Regions from separate parts of the Homo sapiens genome. Here region 2 is linked to region 1. A link is a loop called in an ENCODE intact Hi-C map of the cell type or tissue named here. Cell type or tissue: heart left ventricle. All regions are shown on one strand. Links, peaks and the distances in the headings refer to the core of each region. The heading gives the core; the rest is flanking DNA. Region 1 overlaps SCMH1 (Scm polycomb group protein homolog 1). Region 2 has its middle 16 kb from the start of CITED4.

Region 1 (8,387 bases), core at 1,758-5,757:
CACTCTTCCAGTCTTCCCACAGACTTTGATCATGCAGTTTGGGTTGGCAGTAGCTGGGCACAGCCTTTTCTTGACCCTCCACCCTCTACCTCCCACAGCATTTCACCAGCTCAGCTGCTAGGAATTCTGTTAGGAACCAGAGGCCAAGGTATAAAAGATGGAATAGGATGCTGTTCTCTGACTTCTCTATCCCAGAGACTCTTGAAGCTTCTTTGATTCTTTGTCTCCCATAGTTTGTATCTACTTGAACAAGAATGGCAGCACAGGCCCCCACTTAGATAAGAAGAAGGTCCAGCAACTCCCTGACCATTTTGGACCAGCCCGTGCCTCTGTGGTGTTGCAGCAGGCTGTCCAGGCCTGTATCGACTGTGCTTATCACCAGAAAACCGTCTTCAGCTTCCTCAAGCAAGGCCATGGTGGTGAGGTTATCTCAGGTAAGCACACTTTGGCTCATATTGCCTCCCAGCCAGAAGGACCCACCTTCTCAACTGGTTGATTTCTTGTAAGGCATCCTGGTTCCCACTTCATACCTGCAGGCTCTGGAAAAATGTGAAGGTATTCCATTCCTCATCTCCAACCCCCCAAGAGCCCCTCTGAGCCTTATGCATACCTCTGCCAAGGAGAATACCCACAGATTCTGCTTCAGTGAGCCTCTAAACTGATTCCCCCCATCTACCTGATTGACCTGTCCGTACAGAAAGTATAGGAGAAAGAATCCAGAGGGGGCTATGTTGTGGCAGCAGGAGGGTTTCTCCAGACTGTTGCAGCCTCCCACCTGGTTTCAGGAACCACTGAACTCCTCTATCATTCCTTTGATTCCTTAGCTTCCTCGTCCTAAACCAGGCCCAGAAGAAGAGAATTAAATCCCAGGGTGGTTGGGAAAAGTCATTTCCTTTTTCTTTACTGCTATGAGAGTTTGATTCAGTGACACAGTGTTTTTTGCTCTCACAGAATACTCATTTTTTCTCCTGTGTCCTGATTCTGTTTCAGTTTTCCTAAATCCAAAATCCTGTTTAGCCACTAAACCTATGAAGACTTGACCTAGAGCCTTTCAGTCTTAACTGATGCTATTCCATATTCCCCTGCCCCTCCTCCCTAGCAGGTTGTAATAACCAGCTTCAGGAAACCCCGCTGGCATGGAAGACTCCATAAATAACCAGACTGTATTATTTTAGCAAACATTTATTGAACCCTTACTATGTGTCAGGTGATTGCCAGACACTGGTCAGGAGAAGGGGAGAATAGAAGATGACAGCTTAGGCTCCATACCAGTGAAAAAGAAAGAATATACATAGCTAACTGTGAGAAGTGCTGTAATAGGGAAATGTATACAGAGTGGTGTGGGAACCCAGACTAGGGAGTACTTGGCTGTGAGGAGGATGGAGCAGACAGGCAGGGAATTTTTATAGAAGACTAGGAATTGGCCAGGTGCGGTGGCTCACACCTGTAATCCCAGCACTTTGGGAGGCTGAGGTGGGCGGATCACCTGAGGTCAGGAGTTGAAGACCAGCCTGGCCAACATGGCAAAACCCTGTCTCTACTAAAAAAAAATACAAAACATTAGCCAGGCATGGTGGTGCACGCCTGTAGTCCCAGATACTCGGGAGGCTGAGGCAAGAGAATTGCTTGAACCTGGGAGGCGGAGGTTGCAGTGAGCTGAGATCGTGCCATTGCACCCCAGCCTGGGTGACAGAGCAAGACTCCGTCTCAAAAAAAAAAAAAAAAAAAAAAGACTGGGAAGTGCCTGGGAAATTAAGCCTTATGTCCCTTCTGAGGCCCAGCCTACTCCCTGGTCTCTTCTTTGTTTCTGTGTAATGGTCTGTAGGAACCTGGCCTTCTTTACTGCCTCTCTTTAGCTGCTCTCCTATACCCTCTCTGGGGTTCTTCTCCTGCCTCAAAACTGGTTCTTGAGAATGACCTATCTCCCCAAATCCCCATGTCCTTGCTGCCCTCAGAGACAAATACACAGGTCTTTGCTTTTTAAGGTTTATACTGATACATTTTTATAGAAAAAGATGATAGGAAGTAAACTAACACCAAGCATGAAACAGTTCCAAATGTTGCCAAAATTCTAGTGCCCTTATGTAGATCAGAAATTGTGTACCCATACCATTGCTGGCTATGGCTATATTCTACTCTTCTGCCAAGCTTCTCTGTTCTTGGGCAGTTCTTGTGAAAATAGCACCCTAAATGAGCAGATTTCCTGGGGGAGGTCCAACCAAGTGATGGAGCAGAGAGAATTATGTTCACAGTTGTTTTCACAAGTTGAATAAAATCATTCCAGAGCCCAGGGTGCAACAGACCTGGCCTGGCCACTCCCATATTTGCAAGCCCTTTACAGTTGGAGGCAAAAATCAAAGCCCTCGAGGGAGGGAGTTAAAGGGAGGGAGGGAGGAAACGTGGGGCACTGATTCCCTTTGTGTAACCAGGTAAGCCTGAGACAAGCAGTGGGCTGGACTCGTCCTGCCTAGCGCTGTACTCCACTGCCAGGCTGACATGCTTGGCCCTGTTTACTCACTCCACAGCCGTGTTTGACCGGGAACAGCATACCCTCAACCTCCCAGCAGTCAACAGCATCACCTACGTCCTCCGCTTCCTGGAGAAACTCTGCCACAACCTTCGTAGTGACAATCTGTTTGGCAACCAGCCCTTTACACAGACTCACTTGTCACTCACTGCCATAGAGTACAGCCACAGCCACGACAGGTACCTACCAGGTAGGAGCTGGGATGGGGCCTGGGCTGAGAGTGGGGGACAGGGCTAGCAGCAGCACCTGCAGGGGCCCAGGGTCAGCCTTCAGAACTACTGGCCTGGCACCTACTATCTAGAGGTCTGCTTTTCTGTCCCTTACCTTTGCCATATCTGAGACTTCTCAGCCTCCTCTCATCTTTACTTTTTCTTCAGGATTTTGTTTTCTGTCTCTAGGATCACCCCTATTTCTTCTAGATCCTTATCCCTAGATAAAAGGTGGTTCGCAATTCCCCTTCTGAGTTTCAGACTGCATGTGGAGCCACCAAGAAGTCACAGAACGTCTCCCAGTGTGAACCTGGCAGCAAAGGCCTAACACACATCTCCCTTGCCAGCAGGAAGGTTTAGTCTCAGGCTACAGATTGAGAAATTTGCTCCCTGGTGATTGGCCATCTATTCTTTCCTTTGGCACATGGCCCTAACTTCCAGCACTGCCAGTCTAGCAAGTCAATTCAAGTTCCTGCTATTTCTAACTCGGCTGGAAAATAACTTTCTTAGTTAACATACCAGACCCACAATGGGAAAGCAGATGCCACGTGGCCAAATCAGTGACTAAGTACTTCCGAGAGAGATTAAAGATTCAATGGAACTCTGCGTCTCTCATCTGGAACCCAGGACACAGAACAAGGGAGGGAAGAAAAGCTCAGCCTTAAACATAGCAAGGTAGGTCATTACTGAGAGGGAGGAAAGGCCCTTAAAAAAGCCCTGCAGATTGTGTCCTGAGCAGAGAAATAGGGAGGGGTGCTGCCAGTGTGAGTGCTGTGCTGTCTGTTGATGGGAGGGCACAGGTCTGAAAGGTGTCTTTTCCGACCTTCCTCTACACAAACAAGTCTTGTTCCCACACTGCCTTCCCTGGTGTCTTTTCATCATAGTCTTAACAGAATCACCTCCGATAAAAGCACTGCTTCTAGAGAATGTGCCCAGGGAAGTGACTGTTCCCCCATTCTCCTTCCCCCTTTCCCTCATAGATACTTCTGTACCCAAATCCGTATTGCTTATGTGACTTGCAAGCAGGTCAAAAAGATACCTGAATTTTAAATACTCTGTGGGGGCCAGACCATCTGATCCCTGCAGCCATTTCTATGATCCCCTGGCTGATCCTTTTCTATGGAGGGAACTTCTCCTCACCTAACCCATGCTAGATTGCTTTCTTTCAGTACCAGAGTCTCTGAGAAAAGAAAAAGGCATTCTGACTTGCAGTTAGAATGTTGCACTGGGAGTCTGGACTGGGCATGGTAGAGCTGGTCCAGACAAAGGCAAGTTTTAAATACCTCCAGTTAGGCATTCAGGAACTCTGATCTACATTTCAGACGTGAAAGTTAGGCCTACCTGGGATTCTGAAAGAATGGATGCATGAATGGGGGTTAGCACATCCATGAATGTAGCTGCTAGTTTAAAAAGAGATTTCTCAAAGAAATAGGAACTCCGAATTCTTAAATGGAATGCCATCATTAAGAAGTGAGAGAAACATACTGGTAGCAGCATTCAGAGACTGGTAAGGATGTACCTCATGGGCCTGCAGTCCCAAAAGTGGTTTGGGACCGGGGCATGACCTTTCCTGGGAATTCTGCCCCAATTTACATCTCTCTGATTCAGCCACTAGATAAGAGGAAGCAAACTTTAGCCAGACTCTTCTTGCCTCACCAACTAAGAGAAACAAAGACCAAGGTATCACATTCTGCCATTAGCTGCTACCTCTCCCTTCCCCATTTTCAGACAGATTGAGCCCACTTTTTGTGTCCTCCTCTGCTCTTAAGCTGTTTCTCATCGTGGGTGCTCAGCAACTTGTCTGCTCTCACTCTAGTTTCTATTTGCTTCCCTGAAATTAGCCTTTAACTATGCCCAGACAAGCCAGAGCCTTGCCTAAACTTCTAATTCCTCTGTGCTTCTTAGTGTATCCTTTCTGCCTGCTTGCCTGCCTGCCTTCCTGCCTGCTTGCCTGCCTTACTGACCCTTTGCCCCACCTCTGATATTATCATTTCCTGTGTTTTTCTGATTACTTACCTAAACCTCTGCCAAAGAGCTCGATCTGTACAAGAGCTGTCTTTTGCTTTGCCCTTTGGATCTGGTATTTATGACTCCTGCCCTTCTGCCTGGCTACACGCTTCTGCTAGACATACATAGGTACCACCTCTGTTATCTGGGTGCTTACTGGCCCTCCCCCTTTCCTATATCCTTGTCTCCACACTACCCTACCACTTAGAGTCCTGGCCCAACTGACCATGCACTTCCGATATAGCAGGTAGTCACCCAAAGCTCAGGGAGATTTCATATCCCATTAAGCTTTCCTACCTAAGTTGAGACTACTACTTTTTTCTCCAATGTTTTATTTTAAAAATTTCAAACCTACAGAAAAGTTACAAAAATAGAACAATAAGCAACCATGAACTCTTTGCCTATCTTTACCACTTTTTGCAGTATTTACTTCGTCTGTTTCTCCTAACTATATATACACATATAAATATACATACTTGTTGAATACCTGTATATTTAAAATGTTTTTCATTTATTTACTGAACCATTTGAGAGTTAACTGCAGATGAGAGATTTTATCCTTAAATACTTTTGTGTTTATCTCCTAAGAATAAGGAACATAATAGTATTATTATGATTAAGAAATTTAACATAAATAAAAACTAATGAGGCCAGGCGCGGTGGCTCACACCTGTAATCCCAGCACTTTGAGAGCCTGAGGCGGGTGGATCGTGAGATCAGGAGATCAAGACTATCCTGGCTAACATGGTGAAACCCCATCTCTACTAAAAATACAAAAAAAAAAAAAAAAATTAGCCGGGCGTGGTGGCAGGCACCTGTAGTCCCAGCTACTCAGGAGGCTGAGGCAGGAGAATGGCGTGAACTCGGGAGGCGGAGCTTGCAGTGAGCAGCGATTGCGCCACTGCACTCCAGCCTGGGCGACAGAGCGAGACTCTGTCTCAAAAAAAAAAAAAACTAATGAAATTTAACATTAATAAAATACTACTAGGCCAGGTGCGGTGGCTCATGCCTGTAATCCCGGCACTGTGTGATGCCAAGGTGGGCAGATCACTTGAGGTCAGGAGTTCAAGACCAGCTGGGCCAACATGGTGAAATCCTATCTGTACCAAAAATACAAAAATTAGCTGGGCATGGTGGTGTGCACCTATAATTCCAGCTACTCGGGAGGCTGAGGCAGGAGAATTGCTTGAACCCAGGAGGCAGAGGTTGCAGTGAGCCAAGATTGTGCCACTGCACTCCAGCCTGAGCAACAGAGTGAGACTCCGTCTGAAAAATAATAATAATAAATTAATTAATATACTATTAGCTATTATGTAGTTCATATTAGAATTTCCCCTAGTTGTCACACTAATGTCCTTTATAGCTGTTGTTTCCTAATCCGGGATTCAATAAAGGATCATCCACTGCATTTAATTCTCCTGTCTCTTTAGTTTCCTTTATCTAGAACAGTTATCCACCTTTTTTTTTCTATCTTTCACGACGTGACATTGGCATTTTGAATAATCCAGGCCAGTTGTTTTACTTTAGGTCATCAAATATTTACAAATACTTACTCTGTGCCCGATTCTATACTAGACTCTAGGGAGACAGAGGTGAGACAGACTCCATCCCTGTGCTCAAAGAGCTGAGACAGGTAGAGATATGTGAACATGTATGTGGTGAAAGCAGAGCACAGAGGTACTCTGGCCCAGCAAAGCATGATGAGCAAGGAGTATGGTAAAAGAAGAAGTCAAGGGAGGATTCCTGGGGGAGGCAATGTCAGAGCAGAGTCTCTTCTTCAGAACTATGCATGTGGCTGGATCAAATAAGAGGCTGGTGAAAACTAAAAGAGGCCCAGCCAGGCACAGTGGCTCATGCCTGTAATCCCAGCACTTTGGGAGGCCAAAAGTGGATCACCTGAGGTCGGGAGTTCGAGACCAGCCTGGCTAACATGGTGAAACCCTGTCTCTACTAATAATACAAAAATTAGCTGGGCGTGGTGGTGCATGCTTGTAATCCCAGCTACTTGGGAGGCTGAGGCAGGAGAATCGCTTGAACCTGGGAGGCGGAGGTTGCAGTGAGCTGAGATCGCACCATTGCACTCCAGCCTGGATGACAGAGCGAAACTCCATCTCAAAAAAAAAAAGCCCCTTCTGGCACCCTAAAAAATACTGAGAATGGTGACAAAGATATTGTCCCTACCTTCAGTATTAGGGACAATATGAACATGTATGTGGTGAAAGCAGAGCACAGAGGTACTCTGGCCCAGCAAGGCATGATGAGCCAGGAGTATGGTGAAAGAAGAGGTCAAGGGAGGATTCCTGGGGGAGGTGATGTCAGAGCAGAACTATACATGTGGCTAGATCAAGTAAGTGGCTTGTGAAGACTAAGTAAAAGAGGCCCGGCCGGGTGCAGTGGCTCAGTATGAGGCAGGAGATTGTTAGGACAGTATTAAGCAGGAGATTGTATTGATTTCACTGGTCCCAGTGACTATTAAGTTTAGCTGTAATTGAAATCTACCCAGCATTAAACTCTGAGTCTGCTGTTTTGGGATTCTCAGGTTCCTCTCTGTTAGAGGAAGTGGTTCATTGCCCATGACACTGGTTCCTTGTGCCTTTCTTTCCAGTTGTCATCCTGGTCTTGTGAGTTAGTTATAAAGTGGTTCTCCTGCCCAAATCCCAAGATTCACAGTGGTTAAAGCCAAATAAAAACTGAAATATCAGGATGTGCTCTGATTCCCACATAGGTTTCCAGCCTAGAATTGTCAGAGTTTTAAGATGACGCAAATGCTCATAATTCACTGAAGCACACTGTCTGGCACACGTCCGCTTTTCAGGTGGACCTTCGTGGGACCACAGCTTAAACTTCAAGGTGTCAGGAAGACCTCCAAGGCTCTCCTCATCCAAAAGAGATGCACCTGATACTGTCCATCTTAATATCCTGTTTCTTTCCTTTGTTATAATTATAATAGTTGCTAATATTTTTAGCTACCTGTATTTTGTCATCTGCCTCACTATAGTAAATGTTCCATGAGGATAGAGACAATATCTTTTTCACCATTCTCAGTATCCATCATCCTAACTGTCATATGGTAAGTAATTAATAGTATTTGTTGAATGAAAGAGCAGTAAACGATGTGGGAAGTGGTTCAGAGAGGGATTTTTTTTTTTTAAACACTGAGAGTGATGTAAACATGCACAAGGACTATGCTATGTCTTTGGGTCCTGCGTTGGTGTAAGAATTTTCTTAGATCAACATCTCTAGTTCCTTGGTCACTCAGTTCACACCCATAAAGGGGAAAGCTCGGTTATGAGCATGGAATCTTTGTATCTTGGAAGTGGAAAGTACTCTAGAGATAATCTAGTATCTAGCCCAACACATGAGGGTGGTCATCTGACCTCTGCTTAAATATTCCTGATGACAGGTTCTCTCTATCTTTGGCAATTGATTTTATTGTTGGGCAGTTCTGATTGCTAAAATGCCCTCCTTTTTTTGTTGTTGTTTTGTTTTTGTTTTTTGTTTTCTGTTTTTTGTTTTGAGACAGACTTTCACTCTCGTTGCCCAGGCTGGAGTGCAATGGCACGATCTCAGCTCACTGCAACCTCCACCTCCCGGGTTCAAGCGATTCTCCTACCTCAGCCTCCCGAGTAGCTGGGATTACAGGC
Region 2 (8,387 bases), core at 2,382-6,381, 170 kb after region 1:
CTCAGTTCCTCAGCTACAAAATGAGCTCAGCAGTCCTTGTTCTGTTTCCCTCACAGCACTGTTGCCCATTTGTTGTTCTTTAGTTTGCTAATTTCCTTCATTTACTGGGAACATTTCTTTTCCTTTCTTTTTTTTTTTTTCTTTTCTTTCTCTTTTTTTTTTTTTTTTTTAAGGCAGAGTCAGTCTGTTGCCCAGGCTGGAGTGCAGTGGTGCAATCACAGCTTTCTACAGCCTCGACCTCCCGGGTTCAAGTGATCCTCCTGGCTCAGTCTCCTGAATAGCTGGAACTGTAGCCACGCACTATCGTACCTGGCTAATCTTTTTATTTTTTGTAGAGATGGGGTCTCCCTATGTTGCCCAGGCTGATCTCAAACTCCTGGGCTCAAGCAATCCTCCTACCTCGGCCTCCCAAAGTCCCGGGATTACAGGCATGAGCCACCACACCTGGCCTACTTAGAACATTTCTTCAGTGCCAACTATGAATTTGGTGCAGGGCTAGGGAGACCAACCATCCAGGTTTGCCCAGGACTGAGGAGTTCCCAAGATGCAGGACATGCTGAAACTAAGACAGTCCTCAGCACACCAGGATGGTGGGTCACCCTGCCTGTGCTGGGTACTGGGGATTTGAGGAGCATCAGGGCCCGGGCCTGGCCTGATCCCTCTGGAAACTGGAAAGGCTCCTGCACACGGGGAGGTATGCCCCATGCAAGCTGTTGTCACTGGGAGCAGGGAGAGGGTGAGGTACCCTGGCAATATGCTGTGCTCAGCTTTTTCCCAGTTCCCTGGCTCCAGGCCCAGGCAGATTCGGCAAAGCAATCCTGGCCATTGCCTGGCTGGGAAAGCCAAGGCTGGAAGTGGCTTTCCCACAGCAGCTGCCATGAGTCAGTGCCCAGGGGCAGGGTGGTCAATCCCACCTCCAGCCACCCACTCCCCATGTGAGCAAGCCGCTTTACCTCTCAGAACTGCCTCCTGTCCTTACCTGGGGGTGGAGAGGAATGTGGCTGGGTGATCACCAAGCCTGGTAGTGGCCTTCTGTTTCCGAAGGCCTTTCCAGGAACCCTCCACTTCACCAGGAATTCAAAGGCGTGGGTGCCTACCAAGAACTTGGTCACTGCTGAGTTCTTGGCAATAACCAGGTGAGGACATGCCAGAAAGCACCTAGAAAGATGGGCTTTTGAAATCAGACAGAACGAGCCGTAATCCCAGATGGTCACTGAACCTCATTTTCCTCCTCTGTAGAATGGGAGCAATACCACCTACCTCTCACTATTGGGGGAGTGAATAAGATTCTGAAGATGTGGAGACAAACCAGATGCTCAGAACACACCAGTCCCCTTCTTGCCCCTCCACCTATCATGCACTCTGTGCCCCAGCTGGCCTAGTCTCAGCCTAATAGACCCTTCATCTGCTCTCTGCCCTCTCCTCTATTCACTAACAAGCCTTCATTGGCTATCCACCATGTGCTGGTCTTTTTAGGAACTCAGGTGAAGCAGACAGATTTTCTTCTTAAACGGACTCTCTGGCCAGGTACAGTGGCTCAAGCCTGTAGTCCCAGCAATTTGGGAGGAAGAGGCAGGAGAATCTCTTGAAGCCAGGAGTTTGACACCAGCCTGCACAACAAAGGGACACCTTGTCTCTTTAAAAAAAAAAAAAAAAAAAAGGAATCTCCTTTCCCTTTCTTATAGGGGAAGTCAAGGCAACTTCTGGGAGGAGAAAGAGCAGCAGTGGCCATGGCCCCTGAGAAAATAGGAGACCAGCTCCCTCATACTGCCCCTTTCTTGGACTGTCACCCTCTTCCTGGATGCCCTTTCCCTTCAGCTGCTGTCCCTCATCATCACTAACATCCCCCACCCCACCCCCAGCCTCCCCACCCCACTGCTCCTTTTGTTCAGACACCTCCTCCAGCAGGGAGGCCTGCCCTGGGTCCCCGGGCAGAATTAACTGTTCCTTCCCCCATGAAGTCTGAGCAAAGTTTCTCCTTCCCAGGGCCTCTGCCTCTTATCTTTGTAGCTTGCAGGGTCTAGCTCATTGTTGGCAGCCATGAATATGGAGAAAGGAGAATCAGAAGGGAAGGGGTGGGCCTGAGTCTATGTTCCAGTTTGGGAAGTTAACAAAAGAATTCCTGCCCGCTCTGTGCCCAGGCGGTGACATTCCCTCCAGAAAGGGAGAAGGTGACAGAGGAGAGGAAGTCTGCCAGGGTAGGGTCCATTCTACGTCCTTCCAGTGTCTTCCTGCCTCACCTCTTGCCCCTGTTTTATGCCCTGAGGCTGGCTGTGAGCAGCCCATCTCCATTGGCAGGAGGCTGCTGGAATGGGGGAGTTTCCCAGACTGGGATGCACATGTGAGGACATCAACTTTGCTAGGAGCAGTGGGTCTCCTCGAGAAGTCATTTCCTTGTGTGTGAGGGGCTTGACCAGATGACCTTAAAGTCCTTCCAGAAGCAATCTTAGGATGCAGAAATGCTGAGATTTCTGGATCTTCATTTCCAGAATCTGTGATCTGAAATGGTTCTGTCCAATATGATAGCCATGAGCCACATGTGGCTACTGAGCCGTTGGTATGTGGCTAATCAAAACTGTGGTATAAGGCCGGGTGCGGTGACACATGCCTGTAATTCCAGAACTTTGGGAGGCCAAGGCGGACAGATTACCTGAGGTCAGGAGTTCGAGACCAGTCTGGCCAACACGGTGAAACCCCGTCTCTACTAAAAAACACAAAATTAGCCAGGCATGGTAATCCCACTACTTGGGAGGCTGAGGCAGCAGAATCACTTGAACTCAGGAGGCGGAGGTTGTAGTGAGCCAAGATCACACCACTGCACTCCAGCCAGGGCAACAAGAGCGAAACTCCATCTCAAAAAAAAAAATTGTGATGTAAGTAAAAAATACACGTTGAATTTCAAAGATCTAGTACAAAAACTGTGAAATCCCTCATTAATCATTTTTATATTAATTACAGGTTTCAATGATATTATTTTGGACATACTGGGTTAAATAAAATTTATTAAAATTATTTCACTTGTTTCTCTTTACTTTCTTAAGTGTGGCTACTAGAACATTCCCAATTTAATATATGACTCACATTTATATTTTTTTCTCCTTCCTTCCTTCCTTCCCTCCCTCCCTTTCCCTCCTTCTTTTCTTTTTTCTTTCTTTCTTTTTCTTTCTTTCTTCCTTCCTTCCTTCCTTCCTTCTTTCCTTTCTTTCTTTCTTTCTTTCTTCCTTCCTTCCTTCTCTCTCTCTCTCTCTCTTTCTTTCTTTCTTTCTGAGACACAGCCTAGGCTGGAGTGCAATGGTATACTTTCGACTCACTGCAACCTCCGCCTCCCAGGTTCAAATGATTCTCATCCCTCAGTGACCTGAGTAGCTGGGATTACAGGCATGTACCACCACACCCAGCTAATTTTTGTTTTTTTGTTTTGTTTTGGTTTTTTACTAGAGATAGGGTTTCGCTATATTGTCCAGGCTGGTCTCGAACTCCTGGGCTTAAGATCCGCCTGCCTCGGCATCGGAAAGTGCTAGGATTACAAGCGTGAGCCACTGCGTCTGGCCCACATTTATATTTCTATTTCTCAGCACGGTCACCCAACTAAGCCAAGACTTCCCTGGGCACCTATTAGCTTTGGGGGTGTGAGAGTATTATTCTTTTCCTAGCAGAGAAGCACCAAACCCTGATGCCTTATGAGAAAGTGCTGCTTCCTCCTCCCAAATAAAGACTACCCCAATTCTCCTCTTCTACCTTAAGGCTAGTTGCTGGGGAGGTGAGGAACAGGATTCATCTTCTCACACTATTCTCCCTCCCTCCACAAAGAAAACAGAATTCAGGCCAGGCACAGTGGCTCAGGTTTGTCTCTAATCCCAGGGTTTTGGGAAGCTATGGTGGAGGGATCACTTGAGGCCAGGAGTTTGAGTCTAGCCTGGGCAACAAAGTGAGACCCTCGTCACTACAAAAAATATAAAAATAAAAATAATAATTAGCAGGGCATGGGGGCACTCTCCTGTAGTCCCAGCCACTCTTGAGACTAAGGGGTGAGAGTCACTTGAGCCCAAAAGTTTGAGGTTATAGTGAGCTATGACCGCATCACTGCACTCCAGCCTGGGTGACAGAGGGAGACTCTGTCTCTAAAAAAATAAAATAAAAAGAGAAAACAGAATTCAGACAGGACTGGGAAATTCCTTCCCAGGCTTGGCTTCCAGCCCAGCAAGAGCCAGGCTGTCGCACCCAGAGGAAACCCCCAGCTGCCCCTTCCTGCCTGGTCCAACCCTGCCCCCAAAGTCTAAGCCATGCTGGGAGGCACCTGAGGAACTACAGGAAGCGTCCTCCCAGCTCCCCCATCCCACAGGCCCCAGCCAGGACAGCATAAGACTGGGCATTTAAGAGGGCACATGACTCTCCCCACAGGGAATTTACACACCAGCCAAGGGGGCGGGGCAAACCCACGGGGTAACTGGAGATGATCACATAAGCAGCCTCCATCTGCTGGGAAACAGCAGGCCTTTAATGAAATGTGGGTAGATGTAGGCCCTGTGTCTCCCTGCCTCACCTCCACCAATATTCTTTTCCTCATTTTGAGAAGGAAACGAAGATGGGGCACAGTGGTTAACAGCAAAGCCTCAGCACTCCTTCAGGCATAAGTTTAAACCCCAGTTCAGCTTGTTGTGTGACTTTGAGCACTAATATCCCTGACTCTGAAGAAATTCCTACCATCGAATTGAAACCCACTTTCCAGTGGTGTCCACCCACTGATCCTAGATTTGTTTTCTGAGGTGATCCAGAACCTTCCACTGCCATTGCCTAGTGAGAGTCATTTAGAGGCCTGAAGACAGTGAGATCAAGGGCCCCCAGAGGCTTACCTTCTCTGAGTTAGCATTCCAGATATTTCCTTGGAGTGCCTCCATCCTGCCCACCCCTCAATCTATTGGAACCCCCCAGGAACTCAATATGAGAGGCAGACCACTGTGGTCATTAAGTGGGTGGATTCTGGAGTCAGATAGCTGTGGTGTAAGTCCTGGCTGCACCTCTTTTTAGCTGTGTAGTCTTGGGCAAGTTACTTCACCTCTCTGTGGCTTGTTTTCAGTTTCCTCACTTCAAAACAGAGACAATAATAGCTCTGATGGGATTGTTGTATTATGAGGATGAAGTCAGTTAACACATGTTAAGCCTTAAAACAGTGCCTGGGATAGTTTTGCTCATATGTCATCTAACGTGTGTGTTGTGATGGAGTGCCCTCCCTACTCCATTACCAGTTGATTGGTCCAAGGGGAGGCTTGACCTAAGCTGGGCCAATGAGTCTTTTCCCAGGGATTTTTAGATCTGAGATGCAGAAAACAGAATCAGTTTTTCTCCATTATCTTGAAGATGCAAGCTATAAAACTCAACCTTTTTCTCTGCACCATGAAGAAAATCAATGTGCTATGAAAGAGAGGGAAGATAACGTGCAGAAAATAGGAAAGACATGAGACAGAACAAGAGAGTCCTGGTTTCAGTTGCTCCTAAATACCAGCTCGATCCCAGCTCTTCTTAAAACGTCATTGTTTGCAACAGTATTTGCTGTGTAACAAGGACTTCAAATTGTTAGGGCTTAGGGCTTAAAGCAGGAATTGTTTATTAGCTCATGATACTATATGCTGCAGTTTGGCTGGGCTCAGCTAGGTGATTCTTCTGCTCTTATCTCCTGGGTTCATTCATGTAGTTGTAGTCAGCTGATGGCTTAGCTAGAGCTGGATGGTCCAGGGTGGCCTGAAGGTGACCCAGCACTTACTGACTGTCTGCCATGTTCCAGGTCCTATGGGAATACCAGAATAGAGAAAATTAATATTTACCAAGCTCCTACTTTGTGTTAGGCCAATGATGGAAATTTTAGTTGCATTATCTCATTTAATCCTCCTAATTGCCTGGCACATAACTCTTGTTGATATCACCCCCATTTTACAGATGAGGAAACAGGTTCCAAGAGAAATAATTTGCCTAAAATTTCAAGACCCAGAGGCACAGAGTTGGAATTCAAGCACAGGATTCCTGAGTGTCTGCAGAGCTCATGCTCTTGCACTGCACCATCCTGCCCTTCCCACACCAAAGAGTAAAACTTAGCTCTACCTATTTGCATAGTGTCTCTAAAAACAAACAAACAAACAAACAAACAAAAAAACTTGGCTCTACCCTCACGCTGCTTAAACTGTGGCCAAGTGGACTGAGTGGATCCAACATCCAACGGTGTCAGATTCAATGACATTCATTCAGTAAATATTCCCCCATACCTATTTTGTACTGGGCATCATGTTAGCTATTAAAGATGAGGAAATGACTCAGACACAGGATGCAGCAGCAGCAGCAGCAGCAATGTGGAGGAGGAAATGATTAATCCTGCCTGGTTTGGGCTCAGCATTGACTCGTTTATCAACCTGACTCTTAAGGAATGGGTGACGCTGGTGAGGAAATGCAGTTCAAAGCAAACTCCCCTTTCCACAGATGTGCAAGAAGGTCTCTGAGTTCCAGTTATGTGGCAGCAATCAGAGGTCAAGGTCATCATCTGGCCAGATGCAGTGGCTCACACCTGTAATCCCAGCACTTTGGGAGGCTGAAGCAGGAGGATTGCTTGAGGTCAGGAGTTCAAAACCAGCCTGGTCAATATAGTGAGATCCTGTATCTAAAAATAATAATAATAATTTTTAAAAGAGAGAGAGAGAAAGGAAGGAGGAAAGATGAACAGGTCCCAGCCAATTACTCCACAGAGTCAGTCTCACATTGAGGCAAGAGGACCAGCCTTTTATACCCCTTACTAGTTTCTTCCCAGGACTGTCAAGGACTAGGGTGGGGGAGATGGGAAGCTTCTATTTGGCTGAGAACAATTCTCAAAAGAAGCGGGCAGCTGTGACTGTTAGTAGTCTACATCATGGCAGCTGGGAAAGGGGATCTGGACAGGGCAGCAACAGCATCCATTCTGGGGAGTCTCGGTGTACTTACATTATAAATCACACAAACAACTTTATAGGCACAAGCCAACTCATTTTTCTCTCTTTTATGTGTTTAAATGCAATATTAGAGGGCCGAGGCAGGAAAATTGCTTGAGTTTGGGAATTTGAGATCAGCCTGGACAACATAGCAAGACCTCATCTCTATTACAAAAAAAAAGAAAAAGAAAAAGAAAGAAAAGAAAGAAAAGAAAGGAAGGAAGGAAGGAAAGAAGGAAGGAAGGAAAAAAAAAAAAGCTGGATGTGGTGGGTGGCGCATGCCTGTAGTCCCAGGTACTCCAGAGGCTGAGGCAGGAGGATGGCTTGAGCCCAGAAGTTCAAGGCTGCAACTTGTGCCATTGGCATATGATTTTTCCACTTGGCATATGACTGTGCCATTACTCCAGCCTGGGTGACAGAGCAAGACCCTGTCTCAAAAAAAAAAAAAAAAAGCAATATTAAATTATACACTTTGTATATAGTGTAAATATATGCATTTTCCATATACTGCATATTACCATGTAGCATATATAAAAACATACCTATTACTATAAGGATTGAATTCACAAAAATGTAATAAGCTCCTTACTGAATTTTTTTTTTTTGAGACGGACTCTTGCTCTGTCACCCAGTGGCATGATCTTGGCTCACTGCAGCCTCCACCTCCTGGGTTCAAGCAATTCTCCTGCCTCAGCCTCCCAAGTAGCTGGGACTACAGGCACATGCCACTACACCTGGCTATTTTTTTTTTTTTTAATTTTTAGTAGAAATGGGGTTTCTCCATGTTGGCCTGGCTGGTCACCAACTCCTGACCTCAAGTGATCCACCCACCTCAGCCTCCCATAGTGCTGGGATTATAGACATGAGGCACTGCACCACCCAGCCTCCTTACTGAGTTCTTAAGGACTGCATATGACTTTTGCCTTACCTGCTGATTTTAGAACTTAATGCCCCTGCCTCCTTTACATGTGACTCCATTGCAGCTGGTTGAGCCCCTCCTGCCTTTCCTAATCTCCCTCTTCCACAGGGTCACAGGGTTTGGGGTCATGCAGGGTGACCTCCTGGCTCCAGTGGCTTACCATCCCATTCGTGACACAACCCAAACTCTTGACTTGGTGCCCCAACAATCTGACCCGTGCCTACCTGCTTGATGGTCAATGCTCAGCTCACCGCCCTCCAGCCTCAGGGCTTCCAAAAATGAATGAATGAATGAATGAATGAATGGGTTCACTGCCATGCCCTAGCAAGTCACCTCAAATCCATTCCATACTTTCCACTGGCAAAAGTTCCGTAGAAGGAGCATCCCTTTCCCGCTTGGAATGCTTCCGTTGTCCCTCCCTACCCACAGAGGCAGGCTGACAATCGCTTGCTTGAGCAGGCAAGTGTAGGGCATGAGGTTAAAAGACCCCAGTTCAAGTCCCACTCTTGCCACTTGCT

What was found. A loop is a pair of places that touch in the nucleus more often than their neighbours do. Peaks named below come from ENCODE experiments on the same cell type or tissue, not always from the same donor. Only the 100,000 strongest peaks of a DNase experiment are listed, where the experiment ranks them.
Region 2: a loop joins it to region 1, with 2.8 times the contacts of the local background. A loop is called at or near these places in 1 of 110 quality-filtered maps.

The regions. Positions count from the first base shown.
Region 1 is chr1:41,040,737-41,049,123 of GRCh38, reverse strand. SCMH1 (Scm polycomb group protein homolog 1) reads left to right here. Exons shown (of 16, transcript NM_001394311.1): 11 at 234-434; 12 at 2,526-2,717. It overlaps SLFNL1-AS1 (SLFNL1 antisense RNA 1), which reads right to left. Exons shown (of 4, transcript NR_037868.1): 4 at 5,234-6,009. Among named protein-coding and RNA genes, the nearest start is that of SLFNL1, 23 kb to the right of the region's middle. In heart left ventricle, for the core only: no CTCF peak of the experiment used is centred there; no DNase peak of the experiment used is centred there; H3K27ac peaks cover 1,403 bases.
Region 2 is chr1:40,873,865-40,882,251 of GRCh38, reverse strand. No RefSeq gene overlaps it. Among named protein-coding and RNA genes, the nearest start is that of CITED4, 16 kb to the right of the region's middle. RefSeq lists enhancers at 346-845, 5,730-6,929 and a silencer at 5,610-5,781. In heart left ventricle, for the core only: no CTCF peak of the experiment used is centred there; a DNase peak (open chromatin) is centred at 4,335; H3K27ac peaks cover 1,675 bases.